Regions from separate parts of the Homo sapiens genome. Here regions 2 and 3 are each linked to region 1. Evidence: read pairs that join two places in POLR2A ChIA-PET (ENCODE). Cell type or tissue: CD4-positive, alpha-beta T cell. All regions are shown on one strand.

Region 1 (4,000 bases):
CTCTTACATATTTATTGCCCATGTTTCAATTCTGATGGGAATAATTTTGATATTGATTTGTAAAAGTTCTTTATGGGGCCAAAAATGATAATTTATCTTCTTTTTTTGAATTTTTTATAAAACAACTTCTAATTTCTTTCACTGTTAATTTATTGTGGCTAGTATCTAAGAGAATGTTAAATAAGTAATCACAATGATAGTAGGCTTCCTTAGCTTGTTCTTAACTTTTGTGGCAATATCTCAATGTTTACCATTAAACTAGATGCAGACTTTGAGGTTGAGATGGAAAATTTTCTTATGGGGAAAAAGAACCAATTATTAGACATTTAATTTTACCAAATTACTTTTCAACAGCTAAGGAGGTGATCAGATTATGTTGCTCCATAGCTTTGTAATACATTAAATTGTATAAAAATATTTCCTAGTATTTCCTAATATTGACTTCTTTGCATACTTAGACAAATCTTAATCACACAAGGTGTTGCTTGATTCTATTTGTTAATAGCTAATTCAGGATTTTTGCCTTGATATTCCTAAGTAATCTTATCCATTTCTAAGACAGAGCAATTCTGTCTTCAATTGTGCTAGTTCTAGCTGGACCTGGTTTGAGGGTCTCGTCTCTTTTTGTTAAAGTAAATTAAAATGGAGACCAGACCCGGAGAATACCTGAGCAGACAAAAGCAGTTAGGCCTTACAAATGACCTCAACCTTGCTTGATTTGCAAAGATAAGCAAGTCTTAATTTGAGCTATTTCTTGTAAATGTTTAATATTAAATAAAAGCAGAACTTAAGCTCAACTAATTAGAAGTAGCCAGCAAACAAAACTATGGACTTTACAACAGGGTAGACCAAATAAGGTAACTGTATAACTGTAACCAATCAAATATTTTATTTTCTTCTGTGCCATCCTATAAAACCTCCCTCTTCTATTTTTACCATCACCACCTTTTCCCTATCACTACCTCCTTTCTCAGGCAAACATGACAGTTAACAAAAACAGTAGGATAATGAATGTTATTAAGGAGAACACTAGGATGTTTTAAGAGTGTATAGAGGATCTGCTAAACTAATAGTAGGAGTAGTTGGAAAAGACTTCTTAGAAAAATCAACATTGTTTAAGCTGAAATTGAATAGTGAGTAGAAGTTAGGGAAAGAGATTAGAAGTATTTCCAGGAAGAAGATAAAGCATATTCCAAGGTAAGTGAAGACATGGAACTCTCAGTTAATCAAAGAAAGCCAAGGATGGCTAGATCCTCAAGGTGGGAAGTCACATTGTGTAGAAATGAGGCTGGAGATTTTAGCAGATGATTTTTTACAGAAACTCATAATTAAGTTTGGATCCTGAATGTTTTATTATGGAAAATGGAAAAACACTCCAGGCTTGAATCTAGGTATGTCACAGTCAGATATGTGTAATTGTGGGCTGTGTGAATTATGAATTCAAAACCTTCTCCCTCATCAGGCTTTACATAATCTGAATTTTGGTCGCTTTAATTGTGGTCCTCCTCCACTTGCTCTGCCTCCCACGAACTGCACCCTCTCAGTGCATGGAAACAGAACAAGTGAGTCAAAGAGAGCATAGAGGAACCCTGGCTGTAAACTTTGAGGTGAACCCACTGGGTCACCAGCCCATTCTGTTTCCTTTGCTCATAACCCTGTCAGCCCCTACCCCATTTCCTCTCCAAAAACTCTCCCATAATATCTTTTCATTTTCACTTGCTGTCCTTCCTGAGTTTCATCTCCCTGAGTGTTGAGAGGCATTTGGTTTCTAGGTGTTTTGTGAAGTGTGAAAAATAACTTCAGTGTGTGAAAGGAAACCACAAGACCCAGGGCTGCTATAGCAGCAAGCTCTGTTCTCAGAGAGGGTAGATAACTGTCTTATCCTGTGTGATCTGAAAGGGCTGAAAGTCCCCTCAGTAAAACATGCACCCCATTGGTCTGGAGCTGTCATTCCTCTCTCAGAGGTAAAGGTTTTCCATCAGGACAGTGGCTAGGTAAGGGGAAAATAACTCACAGGGAGATACTGAGAAGGAAGTCAAAGGAGCTGAATACAAATCAAATATTAATAGCTCAAGTGAAGAGTTAACAATTCAAGCCCTTGGCTGGGCACCGTGGCTCACACCTGTAATCCTAGCACTTTGGGATGCTGAGGTGGGTGGATCATGAGATCAGGAGTTTGAGACCAGCCTGGCCAACATGGTGAAACCCCGTCTCTACTGAAAATACAAAAAATTAGCTGGGCATGGTGGTGGGTGCCTGTAATCCCAGCTACTTGGGAGGCTGAGGCAAGAGAATTGCTTGAATCTGGGAGGCAGAGGTTGCAGTGAGCTGAGACCACGCCATTGCACTCCAGCCTGGGTGACAGAGCAAGACTCTGCCTCAAAACAAACAAACAAACAAACAAACAAATCAAGTCCTTAAATGCTGGGGGTCCACTGGAAGGTTTCTTTGACGTGGTCTGTTGCCTGTTATCTTGGCCACATCTTGTAAAAAGATGACCTCTATAGGTTTAACTTGCTACAGATCCCAGGCTTGAATATCATCCATTAAAATAGCAGAGACTGCTCTATTTGCCTTTCTCTAACTTTCCTTCTTCATCCTGCCCTGAAGTTCTCCCACATACATTTTTAACTACTCAGTCCATCAGTGATCACATATACCCAAAATACGTCCTCCATATTCTCACTGGGGTTCTGGAGTTAGACAGAACTGAGTTCCAGTTTCTACTGGGCCACTGACTAGCTAAGTGTCCTTACTCAAACTTGAGCCTAATTTCCTTCATCTTAAGGTGGGAACAATTTAAACTATCCAGTCTGAATTAAATGGAAAAGTGCACGTAAAGGATGAATTCCCAGTGGCTAGCACAGAGGTTTTCAAGCCTTAGCCTGCATCAGAATCACCTAAAGAGTTTATTAAAATACAAATGGCTAGGCAACATCCCTGGAATTTCTGAACTAGTAGGTTTTGAATGGAGCCTGAAAATAGCATTTCTGACAATTCCCATGATGCCACTGGTCTGGGGACCTCACTTTGAGAACCACTGCTCTTGGACATTGCTGTATCATTTGCACTGTTGAAGTTGGGCCACTGCCATGACTAGTGGAATTGGGGCCTGTGCCCAGCTACAAATAAAAGTTGGAGGTTTATTTCTGAGGCATCTCAACTTTCAGGGACATTTAGGCTGTTTCCTGATGGCCCACAGCACCTCTCCATTTTGTTTCTTCTAGGATGATCTTAGATGAGAGGGTCTTATGTTGACTTTTCTCACCTAAAATTTTACATTTCAGATGTGCTTTTAAAAACTCTCTTATGATCTCCATTTCAGCTGATTTAATCATAGGTGAGAGTCCTTTAACAGACAAAGCTTTAGCTCAGTGGTTCTCAAACTTTAGCAGGCATCAGACTCACTTGGGGGTTTTACTGAAACTTAGATTGCTGGACTCCGCCCCCAGAGTTTCTGATTCCATGAGTTAAGGATGGAGCCCATATTTCCTAACAAGTTTCCGGTTCATACTGATGCTGCTGATCCATGGCCCACATTTTGAGAACCACTGGTCTAATACACAGTAAGTCTGAAAAGGAGCTAATACTATAAACTAGCACCCCTGGGGACCATCAGAATGACTGGGCCATTTACATGAACTCCAAGTAAGGTTTAAAATCTCTGATGTATCTGTCATGTGGCAGAGGATGGAGTAAGGGGAAAAAGAAGAAGAAACCAACCTGGCTCCATCTGTACAAATGTCTTCCCATGTTGCTGAGGAAATGAAACCAGCACACATGGAGAAATGGAGTCCAAGAGGCATTGTCTGATTGACAGACAGCAGAGGATCAAAAAATCTCAAGTTGTGGAGGTTGTCATGTAGGAATTTTGCACTAAAGGAAGGGAGGATTTGGAAATGTGGAGAACTTTGGGGACAGACAAATAAACAGGTGGAAGGAAATAGTGTGAATGGCTTTAAGGTAAAAACAAGCATTGCCTGGGTAAGAAAAAGTAAAT
Region 2 (4,000 bases), 100 kb after region 1:
AGATGAGCCAAGCTGGTCCAGACCCAAGAACAGCCCAGTGAACCCACAGAATTAAGAACCAACTAAATGGCTGATGTTTTAAGCTATGAAACTTTGGGATAGTTTATTAAACCAGCAAAATCTCAACTGATATAGTCAATTTCTATGGGTAAGGAAGAAAATGGAGGGTCATGTGATACACTGAATGAGCCAGCCAGTTTAATTTGTTGGTTATAGTGAGACCACCAGGAGCTGGGAAATTAGATACCAGGGTGAGGGACAATTACTCCCACATTCCTCATTCCCAGTTCTCCTCCAGGCTGAAGAAAGGGGCAGAAAAACAATCAGATAGGCTACAACCAGCTGTTCTGGTGTGTCCATGTTGTAGGAAGCAGGAGGTAAGAAACTGTGCCGAGCCCTGGGTCAATCAGAGGATATTTAATCTCTCTTCTGCTTAGCTGCTTAGCCACACCATGGGCAGAAAGTGCAGAGGGTCAAGAAAGATGAAAGAGCAGGTCAAATGAGGAGAAAATGAGAAAAGAGGTTGGAAATATTTTTCTCCTGCTCAAATGGGGACTGGGTGGCAAGGCAGGAGAACCCCACCCCTATTCCCCCCCAAATCCCCCACCCCCACCTGCTAACCTCCCTGCAGCCTGGTCTGGGGAGCACTGAATGCCCTCTCACCATAACTGGCCCCTGGTGTGCTGGGGTTGAAGCTCATACTGCCGTATTGGGCTGCCATTGTCGCTTGAACTCCTGTAGATCAAGAAACATAACCATGTCATTTTAGGGAAATGGAAGCAACTAGAATCCCTGACTGCCTGTAGTCAACAACAACTTTCTTTTTGCCATGAGCTTGCTACATTGATTTCTCCTGCTCCATTTCCCAAAAGTCTCCTCAACCCTCCATTTTCAGTTTCATTTTCAGATTGTTCCTTTTTCTTTACACAAACATAAATGCTTCCAGTGCTTCCTCACAGGGGTTCTGGCCCCTTCCCCCCTCTATCTAGAGATTCGTGGCTTGGATGTGTTTATATGAGGTCTGTAGCCTACACCCTCCTCAGAGTTCCAAACTTTTATATCTCCCTCAGCTTATAAAAGTTCCAAACTTTTGTATCTCACTCCATTTGGCTATTTCATGGGCATCTCAAACAGAACCTGGCCGAAATTAAGCCCTGACCTCCACATCCTGTCTGCCTTCCTGGCTCCCCGCTCAGCAGATGGCACCAACATCTAGCCCCGTGGCTCCTGCAGAACTTTGGGGTCATCTACAACTCTTTTATCCTCTCTCTCTCATCAGCCCATCACCAAATCCTATTGATTCCACTTCCAAAAAACTCGAAATTACCCATTTCTCTCCATCTTTGTGCTAATACAACCCACTGTCAATTGTATACAACTTAACAGGCTTCTAATTGATCATCTCCCCTTCAATCCCTTTTCTACTCTACAATCAGATGTTCTTTTAAAACTAAAATTTGATATTTTTTCTTGTTTAAATTTCCTAGTGGCTTACTATTGGTTTCAAAATAACTGAAGTCCTCAGAATGGCCCATAGGCCCTGTGTGATCAGCTCTCTCCTCTCTCCTATGTGTGAGCCACACTACCCTCAATGTTCTGGAAATCTAGGCTCCTTCCACCTTCAAGGCCTTTGCAGTTATCATTCCTTCTCTTTGGAGCACTCACCCTCCAACCTAGTGCCCAGCTTGTTCCTGCTCAACCCGCAGGCCTCGGCTCTCCAGAGAGTCTTCCCCAACACCACTGTCTACCAGCAACACCCTCTGTTATGATCCACTGCACCCCAGAGGCTTCTTACAGAATATGTATTACTTTAGGAAGTTAATTGCTTGATTTTTTTACTGTCTCCTCTTATACTACAAGCTTTGTGATGAGAAGACCACATATGTCTTGTATTTCTCATTATTCCCTGGGGACAAGCACAATACTGGGCAAAGAATGGTTATCGATCATTGTTAAATAAATAAATGGATAATCTCCCTGCTTCTTGCCTTTGATTGATCATTATGTCCAGCCCACATCTGATCTGTGAAAATGACAATCCATTCCTTTATTAATTAATATGTAGTGTTATAGAAACATGGTATTAATTTTAAATGTTTTATTTCATTGCTACCTACAAACATTTTGCAATGGAGAAAGATATTTGAAGAACTCTTATTGGAGCAGACTTTGAACAAAACAGGCAGAAAATGGTAGTTGTTAAAGACAGAGTCACCTCATAGGAAGCCAACAAATATGAAACACTGTGAAAAGCCAGATATTTCTTTTGAATGACTATTTCTTTATCCTTCAAGAATAGGGTATAGGAAACAGCTTCTTGTAAACAAGAGAAATCATGGCATTTTTTAAAAATCAGCTTTGGTGGCTGGTGTTAGGAGAGAGGATAGGACACCAGCAAGAAGAAAACAATACTGTGACATTCTGGGTTTTTGTGACATTCTCTGGGTGTTTCTTCATATCCTCCTTCTAGTGTGTGGGCTCTTTAATGCTGCTCTGCTGTTAATAATTCAGAGGCAAAGCCAGGAGACTGTGCTTCTGTAGGTGCTGACTTCAGGTGGCTGAATTCTCCTCTCTCTGCCTAAGGAACAAGCACCCATCAGCATCCAGCTTCTCCTGAACTGTAGAGAGTCACACCAGGTGGCATCTCCCTCCTCCTACCCGCTAAAGGGGAGCTCAATGCCCAGTAAACCCAGGACTGTCCCTGAGGAGACAGTTTCCCTAACGGGCAGCTCCGAGCAGACAGTTAACCCTGTAACAAGACCTCAGACTGCAGAGCCTCCAATCCTGACCTGGGTGCAGTCTTTGTGGGGCCACATATGGAGCTGTGCCCCTTACACATCCCAATGTTCCTCTTCCCACCAGCTCCCCCAGAGCTAATTCTGTCCGCTCACCCAACTTTATCCCTGGAAGAATCAAAGTTTCTATATAAATTCCACAACCAGCGAGAGGAAACATTTATTTGTAAAACAAGTATCCTCTGAGCAGCAATCTCTGGAAGAGGCATTGATTTGTAGGGCTCAGCCTTGAAAACAGATCACAGCCTAAAATTAGCAAAGCCAGGAAACGGGAACCAGCGAGAATATAGTCTGAAAACATGTTTACCAGACGATTTAAGATACAGGTCCCTCCTCACCAAAATCGCACATTCGTCCCGACCCCCACCACACACACCCCTATTCCCTTACCTGAAAAATCAGGATCTTGCACCCCTCTCTGATTTTGCACACAATACTAAGCCAGGATGTTGAGAAACAGGAGAAGAGAGGAAGTGAGGGGAGGAGCTGTCCAGATTTACTTGTGCAAGGGACCTGCCCACCTGATCATCCAGCAGCTCTAATAGAACTTTCTGCAGGGATGGGGTTGTTCTGTGCTGTCCAAGATGGTGACCCTTAGCCACACGTGACTACTGAGCGCTTGAAATGTGACGAGTGTGATTGCAGTTCTGAATTTTAAATTTTATTTTGTTTCAATTTATTTAAAGTTAAATAGCTACTCCATTGTCAGAATTCTAAAAGGCAAAGTCAGGCAGAACAACTTGCACCAGGCATTTTCCCCAGAAGGAAAGAAGGAATATTCAGCTTGGTATGCCTGGTGGCTACCATACTGAACCTTGCAAAGGCTCTGCAGTGAGACAAAAAACATGGGTCATGCTGTGACATTCTGGAAGAAACTTCTGGGCCAAAACTAGAGAGTTATCAGTTATTCTGAAAGACCCTTGAGCCCCTGAACCCCTGCTCAGCACAACAGGCCTCCCAGCTAAGCCCCCATACCCCTTTCTCCCAGTACCTCAGGTATGTCCTCTGAGTCCACAGTGTGTCCTTATTTCCAGGGTATGTCCATGAGTCATCTGCTAGAAGCAAAAGAGAGTAAATGACTTTCACTGGACTGACTAGGATGGGCCCAAAATTCACCTCCTGAGATGGTCCTGGAACCACTGAAATATTCTAAACACTGACATCTGACACTACTTACCACTAAAATGGAAACTTTGAGAGTATTG
Region 3 (4,000 bases), 70 kb before region 1:
TTATGGGCATAAATAAGGATGTCTTAATTGGCTTAAACTTACATTTTACTGATTATCATTAAATTAAAAACAGTTTTCATGGTTTATTTGCTATTTTGGTAATTTATAAACTTCAATTTTTAATAACTTCTGTGATTTCTATCTTTTCCACATTTTTCTATTCATTCAGTGGATTTTCTTGGCCTTCTTTAGGTCAAGAAATCTATTTTTATATTATCAGAATGTATTAAGACAGCTTCCTGCCTCCCTCCCTTTCCCTTCTTTCTTTTCTTCCTCCTTTCCTCTTTACCCTCCCCTCTCTCCTTTCTTTCTTTTTCTTAAGCCCAGAGAAGAACATTTTCCTCTCTCCCACACCCTGTTCTCGTCTCTGGTAAATTATGCTTCTGGCTTTTGCTAAAATAGCACCAGTTCCCTGACATCCTCTCTACTTTAGATGACGTTTTCTGAGGTTTGGAATCAACATAATGATGTGGTAAGGGTCAAGATGACAGTGGTAATGATATTGATTATGAACATCATAATTGTAATAAGCCTCTGTGAATACATTTATAATTTTCAAAGTTATTTCATCCTTCTTATTTTAATTGCTCTCTCAAATTCCCTGTGATGTGATCAAAACTGATCTTAAAATTTCTATTAAAATGCAAGGAAACTGAGCATTAAATGACCTGCCAAAGGTCACATATTTACAATGGAGCTAGCATCAGGAAATGGCTCCTTTTGCTGTGTATTGTCCTTGATTCCACAGGTGGAAAAAGAGACTTTTCCAAAAAAGTCAACAAACCTCTTGGAACATGTGTACAATGCTGCCACTCCCTGGTCAGGAGACAAATTAATTGGACAGCTAGAAGCCTACCCTAAAACCAACACACAGAATTTTATTGCAAAATCTTGAGTGCATTTCTTATAAAAGGTTATTCAAAAATAAAATTGCTGGTGGCAGGAGTTTCTCTGAATTGAGGTCTTTTCTTTTAAAACAGCCAATTGCCTGTCACAAAAGCCAGTCAAACTATGTTATGTTAGCCAATGACCAGCAACAATAGCTCTCCCAATCCAAGCTTTCTGAGTGGATCAGGCTGCATTGAGGAATACATTTTTTGGCAGATATTCACAAATAACAAAGTGTTCACAGGTGAGTCAGAAAGGATACTGATGGCAATGCTAAAATGAGTCATGGAGAAGATTATAAAAGAACTGAATAGAGCGTGGTGGACACACCGTAGGCTTGAAGGAATGTGATACGTGTTGGTCTACAGGGCAGACAAAAGTGGAGGAATTGAGAATGAAGACAGGCGTCTTCTCCAAAGGAAAAATTTTACTAATCGTCCCACAAAAGAGACCAAAGTTCATGAGAGATTGGAAGGCAGTGTGCAAGCAAGACAGTAGCAGCCTCTGGCAAGCTGGTGGGAGGGTCTGGCTCAGGGAAAAGGGTGAAGCAAATGAACAAAATGCACATTCCGATTTGAAAATTGCATGAACCTGATTTTACCATGAGAAGAGCTTATTTTAGCAAATTACAAGAAAGCAGCCTCTTCCATACTATTTTAGAAAAGATCAAACCACTTCTTGTCTTCCTTGTTCATAAGTATCTCCTTCACCCATCTGCCCCAGCCCATGTATTTCCAGGTATTGGAATCATGTGTTTTGCGGTTTGGTGTGCGTCCGGCAGGGTGTCATAGGAAAAATGTGGGGCATCTGGGGGAGCATGGGGTAGTTTTCAGAAGTTGAAAGTCACAAGACAAGGTCCACTCAGGGGTCTTGTTTGGAACATGAGGCTCCTGGGGTGGGAAAATATCCCACATTTGCCCTGGGGAGCCCTAAGAATCCATCCTCAGCTCCCAGGCTTGTCTGAGACATGGTACGTGTCTGGCTGGTCTGGGACAGGAGAAATTAGGAGGGTAAAATTGAGAAGAATGCCCCGGCATGCTAGGGGAGATGGGGGAAAGCCTATCACCCTCTGGGAGCTTCAGTTCTCCCATCTGTCCCACTGATGAGAGGATCAGTTCAGCCTTACTCCCTGAGAGTTTCATGGAGATCGACTTGGCTAAGTAATGGGCAATGGGGCAGCAAAGCCCGCTGTCCTGGGACTGGGCTGTGAGTGCAGGCACAGATTCTTCAGGCTGTGCTCCACCAGCTGTGCACCTGCTGATGCCCGCAACACTCATCACCATTGCCCCGTTTTACTGACCAGCGAACCCAGAAGTGAGGGGATCTGTGCAAGGTCATGTCAGAAATGAACAGCTGTGACCAAACTGTGATCCTTTCAATTCCCAAAGTCTCTGTGAGCATAAACCCAGTTCTCCTTACCAGAAACGGTTGTTGTGCCCTGTCCTCCAGGGTGGCAGTCACTGAGGCTCTGGCCGCTGGTCCTCTCTCAGGAAGGTGAAGTGGCAGCAGAGAGAGTCCTGCTCTGCGTCTGTGTGCGGGGATGCTGTTCACAGGGCTGAGGGAGGTTGAGCAGACGCAGTTAAGGAGGAGCCATGTGCTGGGGCTGAAAGCTCCATGACTCAGCTGCACAAAAAGAAAAGTAGAGATTATGGAGTGTGTCCCCCACACCTCTGCGGACTAGGACACCCTGGTGTTGGCTGGAAACTGATTGGGAACAAGACCCTGAAAACCAGCCGAATGCAGCGATGTGCTGCTTCCTTAACGGGTCACTTCCTGTCATGAGCCTGCCCTGGGACAGTGTGCCCCATCCCATTTCCTTTTTTTTTTTTTTTTGACTGTTTCAAGCAAGCAGTATTTGGAAGAAGGAGATATGAAGGGAATTACAGACTCTCCCACTTCCAAGTTCAGAAAAGGTCCCTAGTGACTGGAAAGTTCTGGGCAGCAGCTGCTGCCCTCAGCACCCATCACCGGGGCACCTTCTCCTCCCAGCACTCTTGGGCCCCTTCTCACAGGCTCTGCTTCTGGAAAGTTTCTGCTAACCAGGATCAGAAAGGCACTCTGGTCCAAAGAGGACCAGAACAAGCCCTTGCAGGGTTTGACTCTGGGCTCGTGACTGACCCTGGTAAGCTGTCTGGCACGTGATGGAGCCCACCCTGTGGGGACATTGTGGAGTCTACGTGTCAGTTTATCTGGTAAGGGTTGAAAGCAGGGTGATAGAACCTCTATTTTTGAATTGATTGCCATTTAAGGCTAGAGCAGTGGACATAAACCTGATTGCCATTTAAGGTTAGGGCAGTGGACATAAACCTGATTGCCATTTAAGGTTAGGGCAGTGGACATAAGGCAATTATGCGATGGAGAACACAGTGGGACTTAGGCGGAGGGCCGTCATGGCCCAGAGAATCCCCATATCCTTTTCTGTTGACATTTGAAGTGGGGCTTACAGTCATATGGTAACAATTGTCTAAGACTTGATGGGAAAACAATTTTAAACAATCTCCTGCTAGCCCAGAAAACCTCTCCACAGAGGCAGAAGAGAAAGAAAACAATTTTATTATTGAATGTCCATTGAACCAGAATGTGATCTGGATCCCAGACAATCCAGGAAGAGATTGCAAAGACGGAGAGGGATGCCACCTGGTTATACAGCCAGGCAGGTGCCACCTATTACACACGTGTTCTCAAGTTAAACCATAACTAATCCTCAAGTAAGAGGACTTGACAGCACCCTTTGACATGCATAGTTCATCCTAAATTCACTCAGTAATCATCTGTGTTGGCTAATTGTCTTTCCAGAGGAAAAGTAAACTTCTCACATCCTCTATGGCAAGAGGAAGATTTGCAACTCAGAAAGGTGCTGGCAGATGTCAGGCTCCTACCTAAGTTAGGCTCCTAAATTAGGCCCCTATTTTCACACAGAGACTGGGAGGTGGGGACGCTACCTTCCTTGATGTTTGCATTTCAAAGGGATGGCTTCCAGATGCTCTACAGACAGCCCTGGGCTGTCAAACAGCTTTTAAAAAGATTTGCATTACAAAGGGTAGAGAAAGATTTCACACTTACAAGGTTTCTAAAGAAAATGCTCTAAGAAGGGAGGGGTAATTCTTTTCCA

Evidence for each region. ChIA-PET counts read pairs that join two places held together with the same protein. Peaks named below come from ENCODE experiments on the same cell type or tissue, not always from the same donor. Only the 100,000 strongest peaks of a DNase experiment are listed, where the experiment ranks them.
Region 2: POLR2A ChIA-PET joins it to region 1 with 22 read pairs; 6 of 35 experiments call an interaction of 5 or more read pairs at or near these places.
Region 3: POLR2A ChIA-PET joins it to region 1 with 10 read pairs; 7 of 35 experiments call an interaction of 5 or more read pairs at or near these places.

Annotation. Positions count from the first base shown.
Region 1 is chr7:150,666,399-150,670,398 of GRCh38, reverse strand. All of the region lies in intron 2 of LOC124901774 (a long non-coding RNA gene), which reads left to right. Among named protein-coding and RNA genes, the nearest start is that of GIMAP2, 17 kb to the left of the region's middle. In CD4-positive, alpha-beta T cell, no CTCF peak of the experiment used is centred here; a DNase peak (open chromatin) is centred at 1,798; H3K4me3 peaks cover 895 bases; H3K27ac peaks cover 3,887 bases.
Region 2 is chr7:150,566,623-150,570,622 of GRCh38, reverse strand. GIMAP4 (GTPase, IMAP family member 4) reads right to left here and starts at 3,233. Exons shown (of 3, transcript NM_018326.3): 1 at 3,186-3,233; 2 at 664-735. The coding sequence starts at 721. In CD4-positive, alpha-beta T cell, a CTCF peak has its summit at 1,741; DNase peaks (open chromatin) are centred at 1,742, 2,579 and 3,302; H3K4me3 peaks cover 4,000 bases; H3K27ac peaks cover 3,138 bases.
Region 3 is chr7:150,736,016-150,740,015 of GRCh38, reverse strand. GIMAP1-GIMAP5 (GIMAP1-GIMAP5 readthrough) reads right to left here. Exons shown (of 5, transcript NM_001303630.2): 3 at 2,308-2,511. GIMAP5 (GTPase, IMAP family member 5) reads right to left here and starts at 2,598. Exons shown (of 3, transcript NM_018384.5): 1 at 2,308-2,598. RefSeq lists enhancers at 2,522-2,601, 3,477-4,000. In CD4-positive, alpha-beta T cell, no CTCF peak of the experiment used is centred here; DNase peaks (open chromatin) are centred at 805, 2,445 and 3,825; H3K4me3 peaks cover 4,000 bases; H3K27ac peaks cover 3,847 bases.